4 separate regions of the Homo sapiens genome follow, and regions 1, 2 and 4 are each linked to region 3. Evidence: chromatin contacts called from ENCODE Hi-C or POLR2A ChIA-PET data. All regions are on one chromosome and are shown on one strand. The core of a region is the stretch at or near the end of the contact, and the rest is flanking DNA. Distances in the headings are between cores, read along the strand shown. Region 1 overlaps MTREX (Mtr4 exosome RNA helicase). Region 2 overlaps IL6ST (interleukin 6 cytokine family signal transducer). Region 3 holds the start of SLC38A9 (solute carrier family 38 member 9). Region 4 has its middle 17 kb from the start of IL6ST-DT.

The links. Hi-C counts contacts between places; a loop is a spot of excess contacts on that map. ChIA-PET counts read pairs that join two places held with the same protein, here RNA polymerase II (POLR2A). Pooled maps may share reads with other maps.
Region 1: a loop to region 3 is called in a map of right lobe of liver, with 4 times the contacts of the local background. The contact joins the enhancer-like site here to the promoter of SLC38A9 in region 3. A Hi-C loop is called at or near these places in 6 of 168 maps with a recorded cell type or tissue (Right ventricle myocardium superior, body of pancreas, colonic mucosa and 3 more) and 7 of 50 pooled maps. POLR2A ChIA-PET finds 5 or more read pairs at or near these places in 3 of 52 experiments (GM10248, endothelial cell of umbilical vein and naive thymus-derived CD8-positive, alpha-beta T cell).
Region 2: a loop to region 3 is called in a map of prostate gland, with 4 times the contacts of the local background. The contact joins the enhancer-like site here to the promoter of SLC38A9 in region 3. A Hi-C loop is called at or near these places in 1 of 168 maps with a recorded cell type or tissue (prostate gland) and 6 of 50 pooled maps. POLR2A ChIA-PET finds 5 or more read pairs at or near these places in 2 of 52 experiments (activated CD4-positive, alpha-beta T cell and naive thymus-derived CD8-positive, alpha-beta T cell).
Region 4: a pooled map shows a loop between it and region 3 (4-fold over the local background). The contact joins the enhancer-like site here to the promoter of SLC38A9 in region 3. A Hi-C loop is called at or near these places in 3 of 50 pooled maps. POLR2A ChIA-PET finds 5 or more read pairs at or near these places in 2 of 52 experiments (CD8-positive, alpha-beta memory T cell and T-cell).

Annotation. Positions count from the first base shown.
Region 1 is chr5:55,337,450-55,340,282 of GRCh38, reverse strand. It overlaps MTREX (Mtr4 exosome RNA helicase), which reads right to left. Exons shown (of 27, transcript NM_015360.5): 6 at 99-273. All of the region lies in intron 1 of LOC124900979 (a long non-coding RNA gene), which reads left to right. Among named protein-coding and RNA genes, the nearest start is that of MTREX, 31 kb to the right of the region's middle. Within about 2 kb of position 1,307, at least 3 of the 41 ENCODE cell types and tissues checked have a DNase peak (open chromatin) inside an H3K27ac peak, as active enhancers do.
Region 2 is chr5:55,976,864-55,979,641 of GRCh38, reverse strand. The region is part of intron 2 of IL6ST (interleukin 6 cytokine family signal transducer); the gene reads left to right. Among named protein-coding and RNA genes, the nearest start is that of IL6ST, 17 kb to the left of the region's middle. Within about 2 kb of position 1,466, at least 5 of the 41 ENCODE cell types and tissues checked have a DNase peak (open chromatin) inside an H3K27ac peak, as active enhancers do.
Region 3 is chr5:55,710,998-55,713,770 of GRCh38, reverse strand. It overlaps SLC38A9 (solute carrier family 38 member 9), which reads left to right and starts at 1,447. Exons shown (of 16, transcript NM_173514.4): 1 at 1,447-1,554; 2 at 2,272-2,319. RefSeq lists enhancers at 541-1,184, 1,020-1,209, 1,300-1,349, 1,920-1,999.
Region 4 is chr5:56,011,019-56,013,951 of GRCh38, reverse strand. No RefSeq gene overlaps it. Among named protein-coding and RNA genes, the nearest start is that of IL6ST-DT, 17 kb to the right of the region's middle. RefSeq lists a silencer at 1,438-1,487 and enhancers at 1,618-1,747, 1,898-1,967. Within about 2 kb of position 1,536, at least 13 of the 41 ENCODE cell types and tissues checked have a DNase peak (open chromatin) inside an H3K27ac peak, as active enhancers do.

The DNA of each region.
Region 1 (2,833 bases), core at 58-2,557, 370 kb after region 3:
CTAAGTAGAGCAACCAATAAAACTTCCCAGGTTCTAACTGAATAGTCACATTAATTTAATTAAAAACGAAAAGTCAGATGAGGCACTACATGAATTACCTCTGTGGTCATAACAAGACAAGATGCCGTAGGATTAATAGTAACATCACCAGTCATCAAACCAACATCTTGAAATTCTTCATACATTTCACGGTATTTTTGGTTACTCAGAGCCTTAATTGGGCTGGTAAATATTACACGCTGCTTTTCCCTTAAGGCCAATGCAATGGCATACCTACAAATGTGAAAACAAATAATCATACAACTTTTCCTTTAAATTATGACTTTAAAAATTCTGTTAATATTTAAATTGTGTCCAAATTTTCCCTAATTATTTATCTTGAATGGACTCTGAAGAACAGTAACACCATATCTATTATACTAATAATTATAATAAATATGAAATAGAGTGATCTAAAATCATTTTAACTCCGGTCACTCAGAGTTAATGCAACTTAGTCACTAATAGCAATAGATTACTAACAGTTACCTATTTCTTGCAAGGAAAACACCTTTGGTTCTAAGACGGGCTTCCAAAATTCAGAGCCTCTGTCTGTGAGTTCACACATATACAGATGATCAAGTGCTTATAGCCCCTGGAAAATGAAGTGTTTCCTCCTCAAGTTTCACAAATAAGTTAATCTATATGTATTCTTTTCCCACATGTAACAGTTAACAAGTCAGTCCTCTGAAAATTATGGTAGGTTCTGATTATGGAAAATTTCTTTCATAGCTATTAACAGAACACAATAGAGCAGTTTTGTTTTTCTTTAAATATAGACAGATAGCATTAAACTTAACATTGTAGTAGATCCTCCTTATTTAAGATTCAGCTCCTGCCCAGAATAGGCTTATTATAATGTATTTGGGGAAATAAAAATAACATTCATCCCAGCCAGTGAAATAAGCAATTTTTAAAAAATCAGAAGTTGTCCAAACATCAAATATGAATTACAAGAAACATACACAAAAAGAAAATACAGAAATGCTACATACATTATCTAAACTTTTCAAGAAAAAAATTGCAAGATATAAAAACAAACAGGAAAGTATGACCATATGTAGGAAAAAAGAAGCAGTCACAAGAAACTGACTGTCTCAAAAAGGAACCAAAACTATTAACAACATAATCAAATGGAAAGTCTACAGATTAGGCCGGGCGCAGTGGCTCACACCTATAATCCTAGCATTTAGGGAGGCTGAGGTGGGTGGATCACATGACGCCAAGAGTTCGAGACCAGCCTTGGCCAAAATGGGGAAACCCTGTCTCTACTAAAAATACAAAAATTAGTCAGGTATGGTGGTGTACATTTGTAATCCCAGCTACTTGGCAGGCTGAAGAAGGAGAACTGCTTGAATCCAGGAGGTGGAGGCTGCAGTGAGCCAACATCACGTCATTGTACTCCAGCCTGGGTGACAGAGTGAGACTGTGTCTCAAAAAAAAAAAAAAAAAAAAAAGAAAAAGAAAGTCTACAGATTAACAATCAAAAGAAAAAATTCTCTAGATGGGCCCATAAGCAGATTTGTGATGACTGTTATCAATGAACATGAAGATAAATTGAGAGAAATTATCAAATCTAAAGAGAAAAATAAATAGAAAAATAAGAGACACTCAGGTATCTGCAAGACATCCTCAAGTATCTCAAAGGAAATTCCAAAATAAGAAAGAGGTAGGAAAAAAAAAACAATAAAAAACTTCATTTGTTTAAAAGACATTAGAGATCCAAGAAGCTCAATTAACACAGCATGAAAAAGCAAAAAAGAACCATACCTAGAAACATCATAGTTAAACTGCTAAATGACAAAGGCAAAGAGAGTCTTTGAAAAACCACAACAGAAAAACTCAATACATAAGAGAACAACATAATTAAGGCTGACTTCTCATCAGAAACAATGGAGTAGAATGAAATGATATCAGTAGAATGATGTATCTGGAGTTGAAGGGGAAAAAAAATCGGTCAACCAGGAACTCTATATCCAGTGACACCGTCCTTCAAAAATGAAAGCAAAATAAAACTACTCTGTAAGAAATATTTATTAAAAACCTTTCAAACTAAAAGGAAGCAATACCATAAAACAGAACAATTAAGACTATGTATGTAAAGGTATATATAAAATTTTTATCACTTAATATTTTTAGAAAACACAATTTAAAGCAATGATTATACTGTATTACAGATACTGTATTATTAGATTTATAGCATATGTAGTTGAAATATATGACAGTATTAAATAGTACAAAAATGAGAAGAAAATACTAGGGCAAGTTTTCAATATTTTCCATAAATTGTGACTGTGATTTAGTTAAACATGCATACTGTAAGCCCCAAAATAACCACTAAAAACTAACTCAAAGAAAGCTAAAAAGTCAAGAGAAATTAAAATGGTACACTAAAAGATATTTGTTAAACAAAATAGAAGGCAATGGAGGAAAAATAAGGATCAAAAAAAAAACATGAGAAATATACCAAAAGACCCCCAAAACGAACAACAAAAGGCAAATATAAATCCAACCATATCAATCATTAAATTAAACTACTGAAATTTCACGAAGTATCTTCTCTAATCACAAATTAAGTTAGAAATAACAAATGGCTAAGTATATGGAAAATCACGTTTGAAAAGTAAACAACATACAAGGGAACCAAAAGAGAAATGAAAAAGTGGATTAAATGAAAATGAAACACAGTAATATCAGTTTACAGGATGCATTTTAAGCAGTACTGAGTGAAATTTTATAGTTTTATATAAACACTTACATTAAACATAAAGAATTATCTAAAACCTCAGGAAAT
Region 2 (2,778 bases), core at 217-2,716, 270 kb before region 3:
TGTTCAATGTATTGGGAAGCTTATGCCAATTTACACTATAACCTGTAGTGTGTGACGATACTTTCGTTGCTTAGTCTCACAACACCCTGTTGATACTTTTTGGGTTTTTATATTTTTGCCAACACTAATATGTAAGAATGGTATTGGGATAATTTTTGGTTTGTTTACCTTTTGTTACATACTGCAAAACAGAACTCATAAGTGTACAGCTCAGTGAATTTATCACTGTCCAGATCAAGATACAGAACATGCTCAGCACCCAGAATGTCCCCTTTTATACCCTTCCTCACAAAAAACAACTGCTCTGACCTCTGTCACCAAACACCGTAGACTTTTGCCTCTTTTTGAACTTCTGTAAAATAAATCATGCAGAGCGTACTTTCTTGCCTTTTTTCTCTTTTAAAATTTTTTTGTAGAGTCAGGGTCTCACTATTTTGTGCAGGCTGGCCTCTTAACTCCTGGCCTCAAGCAATTCTTCCCCCTCAGCCTCCCAAAGTGCTGATATGACAGGTGTGGGCCACTGCACCCAACCTGTCTGATTTCTTTCATTCTGTATTATATATGAGATTCATCCATGATGCATGTATCTGTTGTTATTTTTCATTGCTGTGATTCAATTACTTGAATATACCATAATTTATCCTAGTGTTAATAGATATTTGGTTGATTTTATTTTTCATCTATTTTGAATAAAACTTCTGTAAACATTCTTGTAGATGTCTTTGGAGGTATTAAGCACTCGTTTCTTTTGGTTATACCTTATCTGGGCAGATTTTGTTTGTTTTAAGGTCTAATTTATAAACAATAAAATTCACCATTTTTTAGTTACAACTTGATAGGAAACCCATGAGTCTAACATTTCTGCGTTTCTTATCAGCAAAAACCCTGATGGCTGCCTTTTTTCTGAACTTTGTTTTGAGACGGAGTCTCGCTCTGTCACCTAGGCTGGAGTGCAGTGGTGTGACCTCGGCTCACTGCAGCCTCCGCCTCCCAGGTTCAAGCAGTTCTCTGCCTCAGCCTCCTGAGTAGCTGGGATTACAGGCGGCCGCCACCACGCCTGGCTAATTTTTGTATTTTTATTAGGGACAGGGTTTCACCATGTTGGTCAGGCTGGTCTTGAACTCCTGACCTCATGATTCACTCGCCTCAGCCTCCCAAAGTGCTGGGATTATAGGCGTGAGCCACCATGCCCAGCCAACTTACCTTTTAAAGAATGTTGGAAGGTAGACTCTCAGAGCCGTGGAGCAAAGGACAGGCTTACTTACAGTCTTCAAAGATACAGATAATGTCTCCCTCTAGAGTAAATGGCAGACATGCTTCCTGCATATTTTTCAAGTTTAGGGTTACTTAAGATCTGTCTTTCTTTCCTGTGAAGCAGCCTGTTCAGGTGTCATCTGACTTCACAATGCCCTGTGACAGTTGGGACTCAAGCAGCTGGCGCAAGAAAATGCTGATACTCTGACTACTGTTATGAGTAATACAGTCCTTTGCTTCTGACGCAAAAATGTCATGCCTTTTGCCAGTATCCATGACACTGTGGTAGGCTGACTTGTTAGCTTGAAAGTAAGGTAAAATCTCAGTGCCTTTGAAACAGTTGACACAGAATTCAGTGAATTTTGACAAATGTAGTCTTTTTTTTTTTTTAAATAGAATTTCGCTTTGTTGCCCAGGCTGGAGTGCAGTGGTGCCATCTCAGCTCACTGCAGCCCCTGCCTTCCGGGTTCAAACAGCTCTCCTGCCTCAAGCCTCATGAGTAGCTGGGACTGCAGGCATACACCACCACACCTGGCGTGTGTGTGTGTGTGTGTGTCTGTGTGTGTCGGGGTCTCGCTCTGTTGCCCATGCTGGAGTCCAGTGGCATGATCTGGGCTTACTGCAACCTCTGTTTCACGGGTTCAAACAGTTCTCCTGCCTCAGCCTCCCGAGTAGCTGGCATCACAGACACCCGCCACCACGCCAAGCTACTTTTTGTATTTTTAATAGAGATGGGGTTTCACCATGTTGGCCAGGCTCGTCTCGAACTCCTGACCTCAAGTGATCTGCCCACCTCGGCCTCCCAAAGTGCTGGGATTACAGGCGTGAGCCATCGCGTCCTGCCAAATGTATAGAGTCTTATAGTCACCACCACAATCAAGTCATAGAGTATTTTTATCACCCCAGATTTCCTTTATGCCCTTTTACGTGTGCCTTCTCTACCTCAGCCCTAGGCAACCCTGGATCTGCTTTCTGTCACCTTAGTTTTGCCGTATCAAGAATTTCTGAGGCACATGCCTGTAATCCCAGTGCTTTGGGAGGCTGAGGCAGGAGGATTGCTCGAGCCCAGGAGTTTGAGACAGCCTGGGCAACATAGTGAGACCCCCATCTCTTAAAAAAAAAAAGAATTTCCTGTAAATAGAGTTATACAATGTATAACCTGTTGTGTCTGGCTTCGTTTATTCAGTGTAATGCTTTTGAGATTCATTCATACTACTGCATGTATCACCAGTTCATACTCTTTTTTTTTTGTTTGCTGAGTAGTATTCTATTATATGTCTCTACCATTGTTTGAATGTATGTTTATACATTCAGCAGTTGGTGGACATTTGGATTGTTTCCAGTTTGGGACTTATGAATGAAGCTGCTGTGAACATTTGAGTATAAGTCTTATTGTGGGCATATGTTTTTATTTTGGGGAGTACGCTCTTTGGAGTGGAAATACCAAGTCTTATGGTGTGCTTTTAACTTGGTAACGAACTATCAAATTGTTTACCAGAGTGTCTGTATCATTTTGCGTTCCTA
Region 3 (2,773 bases), core at 198-2,697:
GCATTCAATGTTAGCTATTTGTTAAATTTGAATTTTTATTTTATTTTATTTTAGAGACTGAGTCTCGCTCTGTCGCCCATGCTGGAGTGCAGTGGCACAATCTTAGCTCATTGCAACCTCCGCCTACCGGATTCAAGCGATTCTCCTGCCTCAGCCTCCAGAGTAGCTGGGATTACAGGTGCACACCACCACGCCTGGCTAATTTTTGTATTTTTAGCAGAGACGGGTTTCACCATGTTGGTCAGGCTGGTCTCAAACTCCTGACCTTGTGATCTGCCCTCCTCAGCCTCCCAAAGTGCTGCAATTACAGGTGTGAGCCATCGCACCCAGCCTAAATTTGAATTTTCAAGTTTAGGTTTTTTGTTTTGTTTCGTTTTGTTTTTGAGACAGGGTCTTGCTCTGTCACCCAGGCTGCAGTGCAGTGGCACCATCATAGCTCACTGCAGCCTTAACTCCTGGCCTCAAATGATCCTCCTGCCTCAGCATCCCAAGTAAGCTTGACTACAGGCAGGTGCCACCCTGCCCAGTTAATTTTTTAAATTCTTTTGTAGAAATGGGGTCTCCCTATGTTGCCCAGACTGGTCTCCAACTCCTGGCCTCAAGTGATTCTCCCACCTCAGCCTCTCAAAATGGTGAGATTACAGGCATAAGCCACGGAGCCGGTCTAAATTTTTAGTTTTTTTTCTGGCATTACAGACACTGTTTCTTCTGGTTTAAACAGAAAAAAGAAAAAGAAACAAAAAGAGCCACTGGCTTCCTTTGTAAGAAGAGCTTAGGGTGGCCATATGCTTTTCAGGGACTGACCTTGAACTGATTTTCATAACAAGCACATTAATTTTACTTAGACTGTATGTTTACTTGGGGAGGTTTTGGGGAAAATTGCTGGGTATGTGGGGTGGGCCTCTAAAATCCTTCTAAAGCCCCTTTTAGCCTAGAGACTAATTTGCAAACACATTTTTAAAAAACAAACCCAAATATCTAGACGACGGAGGGAGCATGCCAACTCAACAGTTTTTTCAAACCAGCTTCCCTTTGTGTCTGTAGGGTCCAAGGACGTAACCAGATCATACAACACGCGCCAGGAAAGCCCAAAAGAGGGGTGATCCCTCGATGGAGGTGCCGCATCAGCGTTTTCTCACGTGGCCTCCGGGGCTCTATGAATGGCAAGAGATTGCATTCCTTCTACTACCCCTCCCAGCCTCCAGCCGGGACAAGGAACTGGAGCAAACTCGGGGCTGCAGTTCCGACTGGACTCGCCCACCTGGGCGCGCCGGCTGCCCAGCCTCCTGAAGCCTCGGGGCTGGGCCCTGCGGTGATGGGCGTGCTGGCCGTCGCAGAGCCCTCTGGGAGTTGTAGTCCGTAGCGGCGAGAGGTTTGACAGCGACCGCGGGCTTGGCGCATTCAGAACTCCAACTCCCGCCGGCCCCTGCGACCCAGGCTATTGCCGCTTCCTGTTTGGACTAGGAGCCCCGCGGTCGCAAATTGCGAGAATTTGGGAAGGGAATCTTTATCTTCTCGTCTAGTTCTCCGAGGTTGAAGGCTCGGCCTGCTCAGGTAGATCACGTTCCCACGTCTAGCAAACTCGCCCCTCGGGGAGGTGGGAAGGTATCCGAGGGAAGGCGGCGGGAAGGGTTGAAGTTGGGGCGAAGCCGGCTGTCACCTGGGATAGTTCTTTGCAGCGCATCGGAACCGTCTCTTCTTTTGGGGCTCAGGGAGGCCATAGCCTGGAGCCGCGGAGACTGCTCCGGAGGCACGGCGCGCGCTCCTCAAGGGCTCAGGGAAAGAAAGTCAGGAGTCCCTCGGGGTCTGAGGAAATCCGAGTGTCTATGGGAGTCGGTGTCAGCTGGAGCCTTAGAGAAAAGATAGGGTTGGGGTAAATGAACACCCTGACCCTCGGGTGAGAGAAGGAGGGAGTAGGAGAATTGTGGGACTTGCAGGAATGGGAGCACCCTTCTTTCTCTCTCTTGAGATAGGGTCTTGCTCCGTCGCTTGGGCTTGAGTGAGGTGGCGCGATCACGGCTGGGAGCACCTTTCTCCATCCCGAGTTGGGGACATCTAGAGGGGGAACATGAGGGAGGAACCCCCTTTGGGCCTTGAGCTAGGACCACAGAGGGGGTGAGGGCCATGACTGGTAAGCCCTCGCCACGCTTTTCACACGACTCAGTTGTGAGAGTGAGTGTGTTGATAGTGGGTAGCTTGACATCTCAGCATAGTAAAGCTGGAAGAGGGGTTTGAGAGCAGCTAGTCAAGCGCATTCTCCTCATTTTACAGAGAAGGAAACTGAGGTCCACCGAGTTGGAGAAACCTACTCAACACCAGGTAACCATTTAATGGCAAACTCGACCAACACCTAATTGTCATGACTCCCAGGCAGTGTCTTATCCATTGCCGTGCTCTGTAGATGAGCACACTATAAGTTGTAAGTTGTACCTCCACCTTGTTTTCTTTTTTCTTTTCTTTTCTTTCTTTTTTTTTTTCAGACAAGAGTCTCGCTCTGTCGCCCAGGCTGGAGTGCAGTGGAGTGATCTCGGCTCACTGCAACCTCCGCCTCCCTGGTTCAAGCGATTCTCGTGCCTCACCCTCCTGAGTAGCTAGGATTACAGCTGCCCGCCACCACGCCCCGCTAATTTTTGTATTTTTAGTAGAAACGGGGTTTCACCATGTTGGCCAGGCTGGTCTTGAACTCCTGATCTCAAGTGATCCGCCTGCCTTGGCCTCCCAAAGTGCTGGGATTACAGGCGTGGGCCACTGCGCCCAGCCTCTTTTTTCTTTT
Region 4 (2,933 bases), core at 287-2,786, 300 kb before region 3:
AGAATGATCAATAAAAAAAATAAAAATTAAAAAAAAAAAAAAAACCATTAGATGGTGTGAGACTTATTCACTATAATGAGAACAGCATGGGAAAGACCTGCCCCCATGATTCAATTACCTCCCACCAGATCCTTCCCACAGCACATGGGAATTATGGGAGCTACAAATCAAGATAAGGTTTGGGTGGAGACACAGCCAAACCATATCACCTCCTCTTCAGAATTCAATTTCATGTACTTTCTGAAGCACCAATCTGTTATTATTATATACTTCCTTCTACTGCTTTTTCTCATGTCAAAGTGCCTTATCATGTGTATGTTCCTGGCACCTGACGTTGAGCATGGCACTCCACAGATGCTAAGTAAATGTTTGCTATAGATGGAGATTGTGTTGATCTATGGAAATGAGGGATTGGGTGAAGTACCAGTTGTTGCCGCTGCTAACAACAACCGCATTCCCAGGTCACAGTGGGACCTTTGGCTGTGATCACCTTGGCACGTCCTGCCTTAATTATAACTCTAATTCTGGCCAGGTGCAGTGGCTCACTCCTGTAATCCCAGCACTTTGGGAGGCCAAGGCGGGCGGATCACGAGGTCAGGAGATCAAGACCATCCTGGCTAACGTGGTGAAACCCCGTCTCTACTAAAAATACAAAAAATTAGCTGGGCGTGGCGGTGGGCGCCTGTAGTCCCAGCTACTCGGGAGGCTGAGGCAGGAGAATGGTGTGAACCCGGGCGGCAGAGCTTGCAGTGAGCCGAGACTGAGCCACTGTACTCCAGCCTGGGAGACAGAGCAAGACTCTGTCTCAAAAAAAAAAATAAATTATAACTCTAATTCTGCTGTGGCCTAACTAGAGTTAAACAACTTTATGACAACTATTAGCCAGACACTCGAGGCACAAACATATTTTGCTCTCCTTTTCTTTCCCCATTGAGAAGATACAGGTTACCAGGTAAATGCCTGGTCACTCCTCAAGTTAGGACATTATTGTACTAAGGGAGGTCTGCGTGGTGAGTAGGAAATGGAGTTGCCCGGCCAGCATCAGCGCCCAAAGTCCTTTTCTGTATTTGCTCTCTTTGGAACTGGATACCACCAATGGAGTTGTGTTTGGTGGCAGGAAGCTGAGCATGTGAGGTTGCAACCAGAAGTTGCAGTATAGCTTAGTGTTTGAGGATGTGGGTTTTACAATCAGATCTCCTGGATTTGACTCTTGGTAGAGACTCCTGTCTAATTACAATCGTAGGCAAGTCATTTGACTTCTCTGACTCTCACTTTCCTCATCTGTAAAATGGGGATAATAATCAGACCAGCTTTATTTGCTGATATGAGAAATAGATAAGATCATATATGTAAAATGCTTAGCATCTTGCCTGACACATAGTAAGCATTTGATAAATGGTAGTTTTTATTAGTGACTCAGCCTTTCTGTGGCTCAGTGCTGGCTTCTTCCCTCCTGCTTGTGATTGTGGGAGGTGAAGGGCCTTACACTTCCCTGCTCATAGGCAGGGCAGTTAGTGAATAGTGTAGAGGAAACTGGGGTTTCAGGTGCAGCTAGAGAGAGCAGGCTTTGCCCTGGCTTTCTGCCTGCCCAACAGCTGTGATTTAGCATCTGAATATAAAAACTGCCAGTATCCTCCTTAGCACACCACCACCACCTCCGCAGCCTGCCACCTTCTCACTCATAGTAATACACAAAGCTAGGATGTTCTCCAAGAGTTGACATTAACTCTTAACATCTGCCCAGCACTTTACAGTTTAGAAAGCCCTTTCCCATCTCTTCTCCCATTTGGCCCTCATACTATCCTTCTGCAGTAGTCAGGGACAGCTGTTGTTAGTCACATTTTACTGATTAGGAAAGTGAAATTCAGAATGATTATGTGATTTGCCAAAGGCTGCATAGTCAGGAAGTTACAGAGCTCAAATAGAGATGTTCTGACTCCGACTTAGTCATCTGCCCACCCCGTCACAGCCCAAATGCCCTCCATGTGGAATGAGGTTTTCCAAATAAAAGCATGATGTGTATGTTCTACATGTAAGATTATTTCAGCAAAATTGTAGAAATGTGAAATACTTCTTACCTCCCTCTCCAGGACCCGTTGCTTAATGTTCAAGTATGTATATGGGTCTCAGGAAAATGAGAGGACAGACCTGTCTTTCAGTTAGTTGTCTAAAAATATTTATTGTCATGCTTTAACCCTAAGCAGTAGTCATATCCTATTTAACCTGAGTGTTTGCCCTAATCTCTCATGTTTATTCAAACAAAAGGTATCCATATTTGACTTTATATAATGATTTTTTTTTTGAGATGGAGTTTCGCTCTTGTTGCTCAGGCTGGAGTGCAACAGTGTGATCATGGCTCACTGCAACCTATGCCTCTCTGGCTCAAGTGATTCTCCTGCCTCAGCCTCCCAAGTAGCTGAGACTACAGGTGCCCGCCACCACGCCCAGCTAATTTTTTTGTATTTTTAGTAGAGACTGGGTTTCACCATGTTGGCTAGGCCAGTCTCGAACTCCTGACCTCAGGTGATCCGACCGCCTCGGCCTCCCAAAGTGCTGGTATTACAGGCGTGAGCCACCGCGCCCGGCCTATATAATGATTCTTTTCCTCCCCTTCACATTCAAGAAAGGAATCTGACATGCTTATGAAAATTGAAAACAGAAAACAAGATCAGATAGAAAGCTTTGGAGAGCTGGGGTCAAACTGAGTGTGAATTCACTGTAAAAGGGAAGGATCGAAAGCCCTGTTTGCAGTAGAGAATCTTAATGGTGTGGACTGTGTTGGGCAAGCAGCTCTGGTTAAGGACACTAACGCTTGTGCAGAAGTTTTGTTTTCAGATTGGCAGAAATTAAAGATGTGGCCATGAAGGAAACAATCTTAGTCTCTGGGTCATCCACACTCATTAACTGTAAGTGATAGAAAGGGCCTGAGCTTC